2 separate regions of the Homo sapiens genome follow, and region 1 is linked to region 2. Evidence: chromatin loops called from intact Hi-C (ENCODE). Cell type or tissue: HCT116. All regions are shown on one strand. Each heading gives the region's core, and the rest is flanking DNA. Links, peaks and the distances in the headings are about the cores only.

What was found. A loop is a pair of places that touch in the nucleus more often than their neighbours do. Peaks named below come from ENCODE experiments on the same cell type or tissue, not always from the same donor. Only the 100,000 strongest peaks of a DNase experiment are listed, where the experiment ranks them.
Region 1: it touches region 2 in a loop (8-fold over the local background); 106 of 110 quality-filtered maps call a loop at or near these places.

The regions. Positions count from the first base shown.
Region 1 is chr6:118,958,812-118,967,493 of GRCh38, forward strand. FAM184A (family with sequence similarity 184 member A) reads right to left here. Exons shown (of 18, transcript NM_024581.6): 15 at 8,024-8,141; 16 at 5,856-5,960; 17 at 2,950-3,152; 18 at 952-1,373. The coding sequence ends at 1,292. The region is part of intron 1 of LOC124901389 (a long non-coding RNA gene); the gene reads left to right. Among named protein-coding and RNA genes, the nearest start is that of MCM9, 28 kb to the left of the region's middle. In HCT116, for the core only: no CTCF peak of the experiment used is centred there; a DNase peak (open chromatin) is centred at 4,360.
Region 2 is chr6:119,107,338-119,116,019 of GRCh38, forward strand. It overlaps a transcript of FAM184A not described here. Among named protein-coding and RNA genes, the nearest start is that of FAM184A, 33 kb to the left of the region's middle. In HCT116, for the core only: a CTCF peak has its summit at 3,596 (motif pointing left); a DNase peak (open chromatin) is centred at 3,604.

The DNA of each region.
Region 1 (8,682 bases), core at 281-8,280, 150 kb before region 2:
TCTGTCCTCCAGCATGAAAGCATGATAAAGTCTCCTAAAGACACAAACAAAGCCCATCTTGACCCTTCCCAGTCTATGACTTTACTTTCTCTTTCCTCTTCCCTGTATTACTAAGTTTTTTTCAAAGAGAAGTTTTTACTCACTGTCTCAACTTCCTTGACTTCCATTTCCTTCTTTCCTAGAATCTGGCTTTTGTTGCCACTGTTACCCTGAATCTGCTTTTGCTAAGACCATCTTGTAGTTGTCAAAGCCAATGGACACTTTTCATTTTTTCCCTTTTCTGACACCCATAGCATTTAACATTGTTGGCTGGCTGCTGGGTCTCTCTGAAACTTTCTTCTTCCAGGACACTATGCTTTTTTGGATCTGTAACTCTACTTCTCATTCTCATTCAAGCCCTGTCTGTTTCTGACATGTTGGTTTCTCCCAAAGTTCTATCCTCAACCCCCTTCCTTGTTGTTCTCATCCACACTTGTGGATTTCTCTATCTCATACATGCCATGTTCCAAAACATCTGTAGCCCAGTCTTTCTTTTCCTGAGCTCCAAACCCCTATGTCTCACTCCCTATTAATTACACCAATTTAGAAAACTATCAAACTGGCCTTTAAGACAAATTAAAATCAAATTGACTATTTATTCTTTACCCAGTGACTTTTGGCCATAAAACATAGTATTAATTATAGATACTAACTGTACTAAAGTTCTAGATCTCAACTATCAAAACTGAAAAAAAAAAAACCACCTAAAAGTCAACAGTATTTTATACACTTGAAAGTCCACAATTTACACAAGCACTTTCATTCTAGCTTTGTAAATTTAGAGAACAATTTAGTTAAAATTACACATTGTACTGGAACAAGAGTTTCTATTTCCCTATCCTGATTCTATTATGATTACTGAAGTCAAATAATTTGATATGACATGATTATAATGCAGTAAAACTTGTTGACAAGTCTTACCTGGAATTAAAAAATATTTAAAAATTAAAGCAAACGTAGAAAAAAATAAAAAGCATTGTTTGATTCTAACAAAATTTATTATGCAGTAATTACAAAGGTTAAAGACTCTTCCATCTCAAATAAAAATAACAGTTATAATTACACACATAATATAGTACCTTATAGAATGATTCCAATAAATATCACAGGAAATACAGTGCATTTTCAAGTTGGAGAGACAAATACTTTCTCATTCACAGTGTTTGACATAGGAAAGCCTATTTACATAACAATCTGTATAAAGTCATGCTCTTAGTAACAGTCTATACAGAGCTGTGCCAACACAATTCTTTCAGAATGTGAAGTACCGGGCAAACCACTCCTGGCGCTGGGGATCTGGAGAAGCCACTGGAGAAGCTTCACTCTGAGCAGGACTGAATTCATAAAAAGAGAGACATGTAACCCAGCATTAAGTCATTTTGCAAAATGAAGGCAAAAGCACATAAAACATCAGCATAGATTACCACAACGGGTTCCCCATGTTGTAAGTCGTGTTTTAAAGATTTGCTACCCCCTCTATACTAGAATCGGTTCTCCACTCCATGAGAGCATAAGAGTGCATCAGCAGCTCAAATGAAGTCAGTTAAGGAGGAGCCACATCACAACAATCACAAAGAACAAAAAACAACTGCAAAAATGTCACCTTCTTTGAATAAAAAATTCAGTAAGAATTGTGGGAAACGAGAGAATAAAATAATGGTCCTCTCTTTCAGCACCTTTTCTCTTTTAGCTGATCGTACAGATGTGTCCTTAAATATAACTAAAGTAACTACTAGTATTTTTTACTATATGCATTTTACATTAAATTTTCATTTCATAATTCCCTATGCAAATACTCCAGGAAAGGGAGAACACTAAAAATATAATTTCCCCCGTTATTGATGTTATATAGTTTATACTTTTCTTAATTCTAACTAAAGATTCTTTGGGCTACTTAAGAAAACAAAAGAATCCCTACCGTCTTTGGGGAAAATTACAAGGCACGCAACAATGTGTAATGGAAACTCCAGTAGTCATGTTCCTTGAGCTCATGCACATGCATCTTACTGATACCTGAACATACCCATGCACAAGGGAAAATAAGCAACACAAAATATTTAGCAGGAGACAAATTCAGAGGTGTATCTGACTAATTTTCATTCTTGCTATTTTTTTTGTTAATCATTAACTATGTCACTAATCACTTAGCCTAAAAAAACCTGCCTACTTTGTAAGACTATTACTAGTGACACTGCTAAGATTTAGTAAGAATAAGAAAAAAAACATAAAGCAGCAAAAAATCAGTAATAGTAAGATGAGCATAAAACAACAGTACTTTCTGACTTTATCTAATGGCTAAATTTCTAATGAAATTTGCATTTCATTCAAAATTTGCTAATACATTTAATCAACAACTGCAAGGTAAAAAATTGGAATGGAAATTTTTAAAATTATTTATTTTTTCTAAATTTAGTTTTTGCATAAGTATATTTAAGTTCCCAGAGTTTACGTATGTTTCTATTTTGACAATAAGCATATATATATATATATTTATAAATAATCTTGGTAAACAAGAAAGGGAAAAAAATAAACATATATAAAAAACAAAAACCACTTAGTAAACAAAAAATTATTTTAAAGTTCTACAATAAGGATGGATTGTTAATTTAAAAATTGGTGACAATACTAAAAATAAAGTAATTGTGCATAATATTAAAATTCTAATGATATAAATTACATTAACACCTCTTCAAGTACTTAGAAAATTGACTGATGACCACAAATTAGAAAAAATCTTTTTAACACAGTCAAAAGGAAGTTCTCTAGAGAGGGGATAAATATACTTTGAAGAAAATATTTCATAGTAATTTTTCTTAGGTTGTTCTTAAAGTAGTGATTTCTGCAATGTAAGAAGGTAAATTTCTCAAGTTAAAAAAGAAAAGAAAAAAACATTGGTGAGACGGGTCTCACCTCAAAAATGTCTTGGGCCCTTTAGGTGGCACTGGCTGTGGAAGTGGTTTGCTGCTGTTGAACTCAATATCGTGGACTGGAGAATTAGGAATGGGATCCAGGCGGTTAGGATGTCCATTGCCCACTCCACCAGATTCCAGAGCACTTAGATTGGGAACACTCACAAACCTGTTTGTTGGTGATTTATCATTCTTCTTCTTTTGCTGCATTAAAAATAATACATGTGAGGATAGTCCCTGCATGAGGACAAATGAGAAAATAGGAATGGTAGAAGATAGAAATTTGGCATGGGAAAATTTTGGAAGCTTTATGTTAAATTAAAATGTTAATTAACCAGTGTTACCCAAACTGTGGTCTGGGAATCCTTGGAGGTATTTTTTATCTACATGGAATCCTCAAAGACAGACATGCTACCAGGGCAGAAAGAATGAGGAAGAAACATTTAGGAGTCATTCACGAGGAATGAGAGAGAAGGTAAAAAGAGTGCCAAGGGGTAAAGAATACCCTTTTGGGAAGAAAAGGGAAAAAGGATTAGGGGAGAGAGCAAGTCTTGCAGATAGAAGGTTAAATGGATTTAGGCTAAAATTAGGAGAAGGGGTAAAGTTAAACATAATTTTAAAAGAGAGTCCATGAAATTTAGCCATCTGTCAAAGGGAGGCAGTTCTTGCCTGGAAAAAAAAAAAGGAATGAGAAAATGCTTGGCAATGTAGTTTGAAACAAATTGCACATTTCTACTAAAGACCTAAAGCTGACTTAAGAGAAATAATCTGGTTTTAAATTCACTGTGACATCTATCTTTCTGAAGAGAGAAAGTTATATCTGCATAATTAAGTCTAATTTCCATATTACTTGGCAGTATCATTAATTGGCTCATATTTTTTAAACTTTAAAGGTTACAAAACAATAGTAATCAGCTGATTTTTTAATGTGTCTTTAAAATTAAGAGATAAAAAGACAAATTCCACTGCAGATTATCAAAATCTATCAGCTTGCAATTCACTAACTTTAGTCTCAAAGTATTTTATTCACATCTCTAGAATCAATGATCATCATCTTGCTATGAGAAATAAAAATTAACATGTTACTAGATATTTAGAATATTCTCATATTTTACTAATTAGATGTATACCAATTAAATTTGTAAGCTTTTTAGGGAAATAACTCGAGTTTGGGAAAAAATGCAATTAATATACAAGATGGAACTTTTATTTTTATTTATCTCATTGTCTAAACATTTTCCTCTGTCATATTCTGTGACTTGTAGAGTCTCTGATGAAAATCCTATTTTAGCATAACCAGAAAAAGAAAATAATAATAATACCTTCCTCAGAACTATTTGTGAAAACTAAAGTCACTATTAGGAGTCAAAAGTAGTTTGAAAGTTCTTACAAAGATGTATCTTTTGCATTTTCTTATTCTAGTCACCAGAGGGCATAATTAAACCTACTTAAGGTTTCTATTTTAAGAAATCAAAAGAATACTGGTAAAGTTCTACAGTAATCATTTTGCAGCTAAAAAATTTAATTCCAATAAAATAAATAAATGAAAAGGAGTATTTTTAGTATATCTTTTTTTCCACAAACCTCATAATCTTGCTTTATAATTAAAATCTTATTTCACCCTAAATTATGAATTAAAAAACTAAAACTAATTATAATTATTCATTCACCAATTATTTACTCAGAGCTTTCTATCTGCCAGGCAGTATTTTAGACTCTGAGATACAGCTACATGCCACTACAGTCATTCTATTTTAGAAAACATTCAAGTTTAAAGTTTGGAACACTTTAACTTGTAAAGGAAGGATAGATTCAGTGTTCTTAATAGAGAAGTTTTACGAGCTGTGAAAGGAAAGGAAAATTTCTGGGTAAAGTCCTAATAAAAATTAGGCATGACGTGAAACTTAATAAAATCTGAATTTGAAAAACAGCTTTGGAACTATCACTTTTATTTATTCTACTACTGATTTCTGCCATAAGATTCATAATTCCTATGAAGCCAATATATATATATATGTATATATATAATCATTTATTCTTTATGACTTCCTTTATTCACAGAATAATTTGTGGTGGCTTATAGGGAATGTGATGAAATTTTGCAACTGAACAAATATTTACTGAATACCTACTATACCCAAAACATGATTGGAGCCATGGGAAGCTAGGGTACAAAGATTTATAAGACTTGGCCATGTCTATTTCAAGGCTCTTCTTTTTGTCCCAAGAGAGTAACAAATATCAAAATAAGTCATACTCAATTTTAATTAAGAACGGTCATAAAGCTGGGCAAAGTGGCATACACCTGCAATCCCATCCACTCGGGAGCTGGAAGCAGGAGGATCGCTTGAGCCCAAGAGTTTGAGACCAGCCTGAGCAACGCAGTGAGACCCCATCTCCAAAACAAAAACAAAAAACCAAACCAAACCAAAAAGAACGGTCAGAAGGCTGAGAGAAGTAAAGCCCTTCTCTGACGATTGGTAGGCAACAAAATACATGTCCAACCCAAGGTCCATTAAGATGTTAGGCCTTAAACCAGGAACAGCTGTTGGGTATCCAGGGCTGGAGTCTCTTTCTGGACCATAAGCAGAAGATTGTGAACAATAAGAAAACAACAAGAAATAGTCTTAAGCAGAGTCAGAAGGTTAGTTTTCTTCAGAAATATGAAAAAAAGGTAGAATCAAGTTTTATAATATTGGTAAAATATATTTAAAGGAATATGAGTAGTATTCAGTTTCATTCTTAAAATGAACATATAAATAATTCATAAGTTTTAGTGCTAGATTATTAAATAGAAGAAAACATTTTTTGGGAGCTTTATCTAACTATGCTGCTCCAAATATTTTCACCAAATTTTTAACCAACTTTTAAACCACATTCCTATTCTACAGTGTTTACGGCACATACCTTAGCCAATGGATTAATAACACCAACAGTAGGACTTGAGTTAAACACTTTGTTGAAGTTAGTTTCTCGATTGACTAATTCCAGCTGATAAAACTTATTATCCTCCTATGCAAAAGAATTATAAACATCTTTTAAATATTTTCTATGGAATATTTTAAAAACATAAATGTATAAACGCCATTTCATTTAAAATTTACTATAAAACCTGAATGAAGATTTAGATACTTTGTTTAAAGATTTCTTGACATGATTGCTGCTGTCTTAAGGAATGTTGGGGGATAAGTTTTCAACACCTTTTAAACCCCATACCCGAGCACTTGACCCTTTTCCTTCAAAAGTGGACCTAAATGTTTTATTTGGTCCTAGCTGTTTCACAGGGCTGACTATGCAGTTTGGGCAGGTTTACAACTTACATTCATGGGGCTCTGGGCATGACTGAATTGTTTCCACAGATAAGGATGAAACTATATCATTAATCTTTATTTCCATTTCTTTTTATAGGCATGTGCCACCATACCCAGCTAAGTTTTTTTTGTTTGTTTTTTTTTTTTTTTTGGTGTGTGTAGAGGTAGGGTCTCACTACATCATCCAGGTTGGACTCAAACTCCTAGCCTCAAGCAATCCTCTGGCTTCGGCCTCCCAAAGTGCTGGGATTATAAGCATGAGCCATCATATCCGGCCTCATTATTCTTCAGTACTGTAAATAGATTCGATTGCATCTAATATGAGATATTAATCTATGATAGCAATGGTAATCAAAGAACAGGGAAAAAGTGATTGCCCACATAGAGATAAAACCTTTACCTTTGGCTTCACCAACAAGATGTTCTAATTGAGTAAGCAGAATGTGGGAAGGCCATAAGTAAATACAACAGTGTGTGGGAGAATGCAGGGCTGTGCTCTAGCAGAACTACATTCTAGTGAAATCTAGTAGAATTCTTTATGCCTCTCTTAGTCACCACTGTCATTCAAATCACTAATCTTGACCTATGTGCCTCACAGTCCACGGAATCAGGCTGTTGTGGAAGGAGTATGGAACAACCCTTGCCTACAATCCTGGCTCTTCCCTGGTGAGCTGTGCTGCTTTCGAAAGTTGCTTTACTGTATTTGCTGTGAGGACAAAATACAATTATAACACCTCCTCAGTAAGAACTGGGAATTAATAGCTATTTATATGGAACAGAGTTTCAATACATTTACTATGCTTGCTGATTTCATGTGTGAAATATAATTTTCCATGAGTCTGCTGCTACCAGATGCAGCAATCTATAAGGCCTGTGCTCATGTTCACAATATGTAGAAAATTGGGTGGCTGGTGGATTGAAGCAGCACACACTCATCTCTCCAAAGCCTGCTCCTGGATTCTACCTGTGATCCCCAATCTGCTACCTGTTGCTTTCAGCAGGAACTTCTAGTCTCAGACAACAGGCTGCCTCTCCTAAATGCAAACAGAGATGCATTAAGGAAAAAGGACTTCAGAAATACATGTTGCTCTTATGCTCTTTTTGCATGCTAAAGTCCAAAGTCTTCAGCTGAAGATATGAATGGTTAAAGAGTATATTCATTGTTAAATCCGTATTTTCTTAGCTGATAAACTTCAGAGCCATTAAGAACCCAGTGTTACTGACTTTCCAAGAGAGAACCTCAGTGTTACTGACCGTCCAAGAGAAAGCATGCAACTTTTCTGTGGCTAGATTATGGAACATTTTTTTTCTATAGAGTAAAAATTTTGGATTAGTGTTTGCTAGGACACATTTTAGGAAATCAATATGCTCAACCTGTTAGTGTACAATACAGGCTAATGCATGAATGTGCTGGCTTTTCTTTGCTAGCCAATCCTAATACTACATGTGCAACACACATACATACACACACTTCAATGGTATATTAATTGTATACTGGCAGTGACATATTATTAAACATTCAATATGTATCAAAAAGACTTTCTTTTAAAAAAAATGAAAGACGTACAATTCCCTTACCCTAATGCCAAATTTAAATTTTAAAAATTACTTTATTCATAAACATTTCAATGAACTTTCAATCACAATGCACATGTTCTGTGTTTTCTATTTTCACTTAGCATTACTTAAAAAGATTGTCCCATATTTTCCCAATCAATATCTATTGATTACTAACATGGTTAGACTAAAACCAAAATATCTTACAATTAGTTTCTTTATGATCTGGTCTCTTTCTGTAAGCATGGCTTTTAATTCTGTAATCATCTGTATATCTTCTGGTTTTGATTCTCTCATTAGATATTTTTCTTCCATTTCTTCTAATCTGAAAACAAGAAAGACTTTAGCTCATTGATATCACTCAGATACATTCTTCTGTAATACCTACATTAAAAAAATTAGTCTAGTTGAACACACACAAAAATCTGAAACAAAACTTCTTTTTTCCTTAAAACTTTTAAGCATAATGACATGACTGCTTCAAGAGCAGTAGTTGCATTAAAGGAGTTAAAGGGGTAGATGGTACTATGAAAGGCTTTGCAGGTTACTTCTGAAGAAGTCACTCATTTTAAGTCATTCCAGAGTATTTGGAGAAAAGGTGAGCAGTATCTGGAGATAAGCTCTGCAGAAGAAATTATATGTTGAATGATACTAACCTGACAAATAACAGGTTTGATACTAGAAAGGCAGGCTCACTATTACAAGTGCTTATCACAATACAATACTGTGTGATAACACAAGGCTTGGTAACATATAAAAAGGACAAGAAACAAATACAGATGAAAGCAAAACAAAGGACACACATGTATGACGTCATTTTTTCCTGGTTTATAGAAAAGAAAGTTTAAAAATTCTATATTATCAGC
Region 2 (8,682 bases), core at 267-8,266:
TCAGGAATAGAAGTAAAGATTATAATTTGGAGTGCATGGAATGGCAAGCTACCAGTGCATTTATTTGGTGAGGGAAGGGTAAGAGGAGCTTTTATTAGCAAAAAAGAGTCTTACATAAACTGCTTAGAAGCAGAGTTCATTCGGCTGGGCACAGTGGCTCATGCCTGCAATCCCAGCACTTTGGGAGGCCAAGGTGGGCGGATCACCTGAAGTCAGGAGTTCGAGACCAGCCTGGCCAATGTAGTGAAAATAATTTGTCTCTAATAAAAAACCTAAACAAAACAAAATAAATTAGCTGGGCATGGTGGCATGCACCTGTAATTCCAGCTACTCGGGAGGCTGAGGCAGGAGAATTGCTTGAACCTGGGAGGAGGAAGTTGCAGTGAACCGAGATCTCGCCACTGCACTCCAGCCTGGGTGACAGAGTGAGACTTTGTCTCAAAAAAAAAAAAAAAAAAGAAAGAAAAGAACAGAGTTCAGAGTTCATTGGTCCTCAAGTTTCAAAGCCAGAGTTATTGTCAGTTCATTGTTGGAGATGCTGTTGCTGGGCAAGTGTTCCTTGGAGAACTGCTCTTAGTATTCTAAAGAAATTTAAGACATATTTATTAGGTGACAACATTCTTTACAAATATGAACTGAATTGGAATAAAAGGTTAATCAGGTATTGTTCTATGCGTGACTAGGGTTCTCCAGAGAGCAGAATCAGGAATTCTGGTAGTGAGGTTAGAATCTGTGTTTTAATGAGCTCTTCACATAATTCCCAAATTTGAAAGTTTGAGAAGCACTTGTTAGTGTGTGTGTGTGTGTGTGTGTGGTGTGTAGGGTTCTTGTATGGTTGCCATGACATTCATTTTCTTCCTTGTTTGTAGTAAATATGAGTCACTCATCGAGACCTTTTGATGCCTTGATATATGATGGGCAAATTCCCCTTGACACTCTCACCGAATAATTTTTGTTGAATGAGATTGGAGCACCTGTCTGGAGCAGAGTGGAACCATCACCAAGAACTCGAGTCTCTTCTCTCTTCTGAAATGCTGTTAAATAGCCTCTACCCCATCCAGGCTCTATTGAGGTCCTCTGCACTTTAGTTTGCTTCCTCCAAGTCAGCAGCTCTAGAAGGTGGCCAGCACTGGTGGCAATTTTTTTTTTCTTTGCCTCTGCCGAAATTCCATGATGGTGTACTGGGGTTGTCACTCTTAAAAACTTTTTCTTGACTTTTTAAAAGACTGTCTACCTTTTCAAATCATAATCTTCTCTTCAAATTGCAGGGAGTGCCTGCAATCCTCTTCATGGATTGAAAATGACAGTACCCTCTGGAGGTTGGGTTGGTTCCCTCTTTGGAAGGAGTCACCCAGGGATTGATGGATGGAGTTTGATGGAGAGTGAAGAGAGCTGCTGGCTCAGGAGCTGACACTCAGTACAAGCTTGGGTACCTGGGATGCTCCTGGGTTTCCCAACCATTAAAGCTTTGAGTGGAGTTGGGAATGCCTGAGCCAATAATCTCCACGCTCCAGGAAACAGAAGTGACTTCTACTCAACTTCCAAATGTTTTCTTCCTAGCTTTTGAGGGCATCTATGAGTTGACTCAATACTACAAACCTAAATCTACTCCCCACTATTTTCCAAAACAAGTCTTCCTTTCATGCCACAAACAAGCCAAACATCTGCATCCTTTCTTGTCTTTTTTCCTTTCTACTTAGAAAGTTATTTCTTCAATATTCTCTCTTTGTAAATTATCCCTATTCCTATCTCCTCCATGAAACCCTTTCCCAACTATTCTTGGTCTTATTGTTTTCTCAATTTCTGTAGCACTTGTCCTTGAACCATATAATTTAGCCATTAATTACACACTGTGCCACACTATTTGCTCTTATGCTAATGTGTCTTTAGTTTTTTATTCTCCAACTAAATTATAAGTGTCATGAGACATTTCCCATCTCTTACTTTACAAATGTAGAAACCTGTTTAAAGTACACAGAAGAAATTAGAGTCACAGATTTAGACCTGATTTTAGCACTTAAACCTCAGCCTCTCTCACAGTCACTCTCCTGTTTGGTTCCATCCCTTTGGGTGCTCTGATTCTAGAATATTTTCTCCAAGTCTTTCATTTCACTTTTTCTGTGAATCCTTCTCTCTCTCTCTGTCTGTCTCTCTGTCTCTCTCTCAGATGTTGGTAAATGTTCATGTCACTGGATGAATACTTTAGCTATGTATACAGAGCACCAAATGTTCTCACTAAAAAGATATGGATGAGGACAGGATTATCTTGACCTTGTGGCATTTCACAAATGAGTTATTATAACATTGTGGCAAAATCTGACGAATTGAAGCTGTTAATGAACAGAGACTCCCACATTCATGAGGACTTTCATCTTAGAAACTCAGCTCTGCTTTTATTATTTAAAATAGCTCTGCTATTTATTATTTATTATCCTCTTCTCCTACTTCTACTCCTAAATGCCATTCCTTTATTTATGGAAAAGCCTACTAACTCATTACTTTAAATGTTGCGTAATATCTGCCTTAGTATTTTTAGACCTATGTCTGATAAAAATGTAGTTCTGCCCTGCATTTTAGGCACCTTTTCTCAATTAAAAAAGAAGCTAGTATATTTATTGTCTTTATCTTTAAACACACATTTAACTCATCGATGCATCCCAGGGACTATCTATCCATCTCACCTGGGGGTTGGGCGCTGCTTCACCTAACATAAGTCTAAGTATCGTGCTTTAACTCAATAAGGAAATATTTTTCTCGCATAACAGGAAGTGAGAAGTCCTGCTTGAAAGTAAGCAGTCCACCTACAGATGGGTAGCCCAGGGATCCTGGGGCACCTCACCTGGGCCATCATCACCCCAGGCTCCTTTTTCTACTCTGCAGTGCTTAACATGTGCGTTTATTTTCCTGGTGGTCTCATCGTTACAGTATGGCTGTCCCACCTTTAGTTTCCCACCCAGGTTTTTGGTAGGAAGCAACCAAAACAACAATCGAAACACAACAAACACAAGGAAGAACGGGAGGAGCCTGTATCAGGAAAGCAAAACTTTTGATTTCCAGCAGACTTGAGCTTCTATCTCCAGGAAAGAACTGTGGCATACCCTCATCTCGGCTGCAAGAGAGGTGAGGCAATGGAGATTTTTTTTTTAGTTGGGTACACGGTGGCCTAATCAAAATTGGGGTTTTTATTTGTAGGCAAAAAAGTGAAAAGGATATTGGATAGACAACTAGCAGGGTCTATCCCATGGACAAGCCAGAGGCCGTTCCTCATGAATGATGAAGACCTATTTTCAGAGCTTGAAGATGTGGCAAGATTATGAATGTGTGGTTGGCTGAGACATTTCAGGCAAGACTGTGAAAGCTGTGAGCAGAATTTCAAGCACTCAGATACTGATCCACCATTCTTTTATATTTCACAATTAAAGTACTCCTTGTTAGTTAAACCCACACAAATGCTTCCAGCATTTCTTATGTTGAACATAGGCGACCTGGGGAAAAATGTGAATTCCATTCTAAAGAGGCAAAATTTAACGCAGTAAAAAACAGCTATGGTTTTGCCAGACATTGGGTCTAGTTCATGAATATTTGCTGCCACCTGCAGTTTAAACTTGATATTCACTCTGGTCACCACCTGTAACTGAAGTGTGGCCCAGCAAATGAAAAGGAAGGTTGCGATGAGTATCCTCGTCATTGCTGCAGCCTTATGCTTACTTAAAATTGAAGTTTCTATTTGTACATCCCCATTCATAGCAACATTATTTATAAAAGTCAAAGCATGGAAGCAACCCAAGTGTCCCTTGATGGTGAATGGATAAACAAAATATGTTATATACAAACAATATAATATTATTCAGCCTCAAAAAGGAAGTTTTGACACGTTATCACATAGATGAGCCTTGAAGACTTAACTGCAATAAGCCAATTACAAAAAGATAACTAATATATTATTTCACTTATATGAGATTCTCAGAGCACTTAAATTCCCAGAAACAGCAAGTAGAATGGTGATTGACAGGGGCTAGGGAGGAAGAGGGAACGGAGAGTCAGAGTTTAATGGATACAGAGTTTCAGTTGGGGAAGATGAAAAACGGCTGGACGTGGATGGTGGTGATGGTTGCACAAAAATGTGAATGTTCTCAGTGCCCAGAACTGTACATTCAAAAATGGCTAAAATGGCAAAAGATAATTTTTTAAAATGTTGAATTTCCAGGGAAGTGAGGAAGCTGATTCCGTAGACCACAGAAACCCGGCGTATTCCAGTTTATGTTACCATGTAATAATAAGTTGACACTAAGTCTGTTGGGTTTCCCCATTCCTGAAAGAGGTGTCTTGTCTGTTGATGAACAGATTGTCATGTTCTAGTCACAATGCAAATTATTTTGGCGGTGTCGAGAATGCAGCAGTTTAATGTACTACGAAAAATGCATGTAGTAGATTCAGCTGCAGGGAAGGAGGCAAGTTAGGGTAATTTGGGCAACTCATGTTTCTCTATAAAATCCATTTCCTGGCATATAGACTGAATATTTTCATTAAAGAAACAGTTTTCATTAAAGAAACAGAAAAGAGACTGTTTAGTGGCCCTAGAGAAATTGAAAAATTGTTTTCATGGTCTTCTGGTAGTTTTAAAACATAGCAAAGTAACAAGGCCATGTACTGCATATTATTCTATTAAAAACTATGTAATCCCTGATTGTACTTATTCTGGAAAGAAAGCAGGTGGGGACCTCCTATGTCCATGAAATGTGTTATTATTATACATAGAGTGTGGGAATGATCATATTTCTTTTTTCTTTTCTTTCTTTCTTTTTTTTTTTCAGGTGTAGTTTCACTCTTGTTGCCCAGGCTGGAGTGCAATGGCGCAATCTCGGCTCATCACAACCTCCGCCTCCCGGGTTCAAGCAATTCTCCTGCCTCAGCCTCCTCAGTAGCTGGGATTACAGGCACGTTACATGCCCGGCTAATTTTGTATTTTTAGTAGAGACGGGGTTTCTCCATGTTGGTCAAGCTGGTCTCGAACTCCCAACCTCAGGTGATCCGCCTGCCTGGGCCTCCCAAAGTGCTGGGATTACAGGCGAGAGCCACCACGCCTAGCCTTGAATGATCATACTTCAAATTGAACGTGCCATGACTTCCATCCGGGTTAGGTTTAAACCGTTTAGAAAACTCTTGAGATAACATTTTTAGTTTTCTGGCCATTGAAAGTTGAATGGGTTTTAGAGTAGAGCAGTCTCCTTTATCCTTTTCACTTTCAGCTTAATTGATTTCCACCCCCACACTTGCAATTCAGATCGTCAGTGGCTATTACCTGTTATACCCTGAAGAGTGGCCACAGGACAGACATCACTCTACAGAGAAATTGAATTTTATTCTTTTGGAAAATGGACTGCAATCCTGTCTCATAGCTTGAGATAGTCACACTATTTTTTAAAGGAAATGTGTGGAAAAGATAAAAATGAAATTGAGAAAGATAGTTAAAATATGAGGAAAGTTGAAAAAGGATAGATGTGGAATCCAAGGCATCTTTGGAAAACTTCTTTGTGTGGGATAAAGGATGCCTTCTGCGAAGAAAATCAGCAAAATGACCAACTGCCATAAAAGGGCACTTACAGTACATTTTTCCTTGCCTAAATGCTAAGTGGAGCTGCAGAAGGGAGGGGAAGGTTTTACTTCCTGTCTCTCTGGCAGAGGGGAGTGTAGTTGGCTGCCAGTCCCCTTGCTGTTCTCTGGGTCCACACCGCCCCAGTATGGCTGCAGCCACTGACTGAGCATGACAGGGTACTACTGCCAGCCCATTTCTGTGGCATGGCCATTGTGCTCATGGGGCAAGTTTCCTGATCACCATTATCAGATTATTTGACTCAACCCTTTAAAAAAAAATGCTCTCATTATGTTCCTGAAACATTACAACTGTGGCCAGGAAACTCTCTCGCTTGCTCAACCTGCCTCCTAATTTCCCCAGATCTCCCTGGCTCTCAAGGTCCTTCCCCTTCACTGTTTAAATGAGGCCTGGCTGTGTCCTGAGTTACGGGTTGTCATGCAGCTTTCTTAAGTCCCCATTATGACTTGGTGCCTGGATGTGGAGACTTGCTTCCCAGTGATGCTTCTGAAACCAGTTTTCTTCCTTTTTTTTCAACCTCACCACCCCTAATCATGCTTCTTTGAAGCTCATACCATACAACTATAGTTCTCAGTCCCCCCTTATCTGTGGTTTTGCTTTCCAAGGTTTCAGTTACCTGAAGTCAACTGTGGTCTGAAAATAGGTGAGTACAGTACAATAAGATATTGAGAGAGAGAGAGAGAAAGAGAGAGAGAGAGAGACCACATTCACATAACATGTATTATATGCCTGTAATCTCAGCACTTTGGGAGGCCGAGGTGAGTGGATCACTTGAGTTCAGGAGTTCGAGCCAGCCTGGCCAACATGGTGAGACCCCCTGTCTCTACTAAAAATACAAAAATTAGCTGAGCATGGTGGCTCATGACTGTAATCCCAGATACTTGGAAGGCTGAGGCATGAGAACTGCTTGAACCCGGGAGGCAGAGGTTGCGGTGAGCCGAGATCATGCCACTGCACTTCAGCCTGAGTGACAGAGAAACTATGTCTCAAAATAAATAAATAAATAAATCACATTTATTACAGTATATTGTTATAATTTTTCTATTTTATTGTTATTGTTGTTCATCTCTTACGGTGCCTAGTTTATAAATTAAACTTTATCATAGGTATGTATGTATAGGAAAAAGCATAGCATATATAAGGTTCAGCATGATCTGTGGTCTCAGGCAACCACTGGGGGTTTTGGAACTTATCTGCCATGAATAAGGGGTGCCTACACTATCCCATATTGCTATTATCTCTCATTCACAGAACACCTTCCAGGGCAGTGTTTCTCTCCACCTAAAGTTGTCAGATTTGGCAAATAAAAATACAGAATGCCCAGTTAAATTTGATTTTCAGACAAACAGCAAATAGTGTTTTATTTGGCAACCCTCTATTGTCCCTGATTCCTCCCATGAATTTCAGTGCTTCAGTATCCACAGGGATGACCCCACTAACACAGCCTCTGTCACTAGCCTCCTAACCTTCCATGGCTGTATAAAGGAATGGACTTTCCTGCCCTCTGATGTCACCACTTCATAGATTCTTCTCTCTTGTCAATGCTCCTCCAGATATTGCCCCATTTATCTGTTATTTATTTTTTATTTTATCTCATTTATTTATTTTGAGACAGGATCTCACTTTGTCGCCCAGGCTGCAGTGCAGTGGCATGATAACTACTCACTGCAACCGCCACCTCCTGGGCTTAAGTGATCCTCCTGCCTCAGCCTCTAGAGTAGCTGGGACTGCAGGTATATGCCACCATGCCTGGCTAATTGTTGTATTTTATGTAGATATGGGGTTTCACCATGTTGGCCAGGCTGGTCTTGAATGCCTGGGATCAAGCATTGGCCTCCCAAAATGCTAGGATGGCCTTGGCCTCCCAAAATGCTAGGATGACATGAGTGAGCTACTGTGCCTAGCGTTTATTTTGTATATTGAGACAAGGTCTCACTCTGTCTCCCAGGCTGGAGTGCAGTGGCACAATCATAGCTCACTGCAGCCTCAACCTCTTGGACTCAAGCAATCCTCCCACTGCAGCCTTCCGAGTAGCTGGGAGCATTTTTTCAGGTGCTTATTGATCATTTGTATATATTCTTTGGAGAAATATCTATTCAAATCCTTTGCCAATTTTTCAATTTTTAGATAAATATTCACTTAATGTTCCAAATGATTTATAAATTTGTCTTCTTCCAAAATATTTCTGATGGTCTTCATTTTTCCATCAACCATATTTAAACTGGTCACAAAGAAACTGTTTATTCCACAGCTCAAATAAAATTGAATTTTCATATTCCAACAATATTTAAATATAGTTCATTCAATAACCATTTATTAATTATTTTATTTTAGGCACAGAGGAAAGGGAAATAAATAAGATACGGCTCATATGCCTAATAATTCTGTTCTGATCACCCTGCAGAAGTAGGATAGACCCCCATCCGGAACTTGATTCAGATGTCAAGACTGATGATGTGACTGGGCGAGGTGGCTCATGCCCGTAAACCTGGCACTTTGGGAGGCCAAGGCAGGAGGATAGCTTGAGACCAGGAGCTCGAGACCACCATGGGCAAAATAGTGAGATCCTGTCTCTAATTAAAAAATAAAAAATAATTTTAAAAGACTGATGATGCCACACATACATCAAGAAGTTATGAAAGGTTTGTTACTTACATAATGAGGCTTTCTGAGTACAGCAGGTCAAGTTTCCCAAGCTGGTTCAAATGGCTTAAGAGAGCAGGGTATATGGCAGGGTGTGGTGGCTCATGCCTGTAGTCTCAGTACTTTGGGAGGCTGAGGCAGGTGGATCACCTGAGGTCAGGAGTTTGAGACCAGCCTGACCAACATGGTGAAACCCCATCTCTACTAAAAATACAAAAAAAAAAAATAGCCTGGTATGGTGGCACACGCTTGTAGTCCCAGCTACTCGGGAGGCTGAGGCAGGAGAATCACTTGAACCCAGGAGGTGGAGGTTGCAGTGAGCTGAGATGGCGCCACTGCACTCCAGCCTGGGTGACAGAGAAAGACTCCGTCTCAAACACACACACACACACACACACACACACACACACACATACACACACACA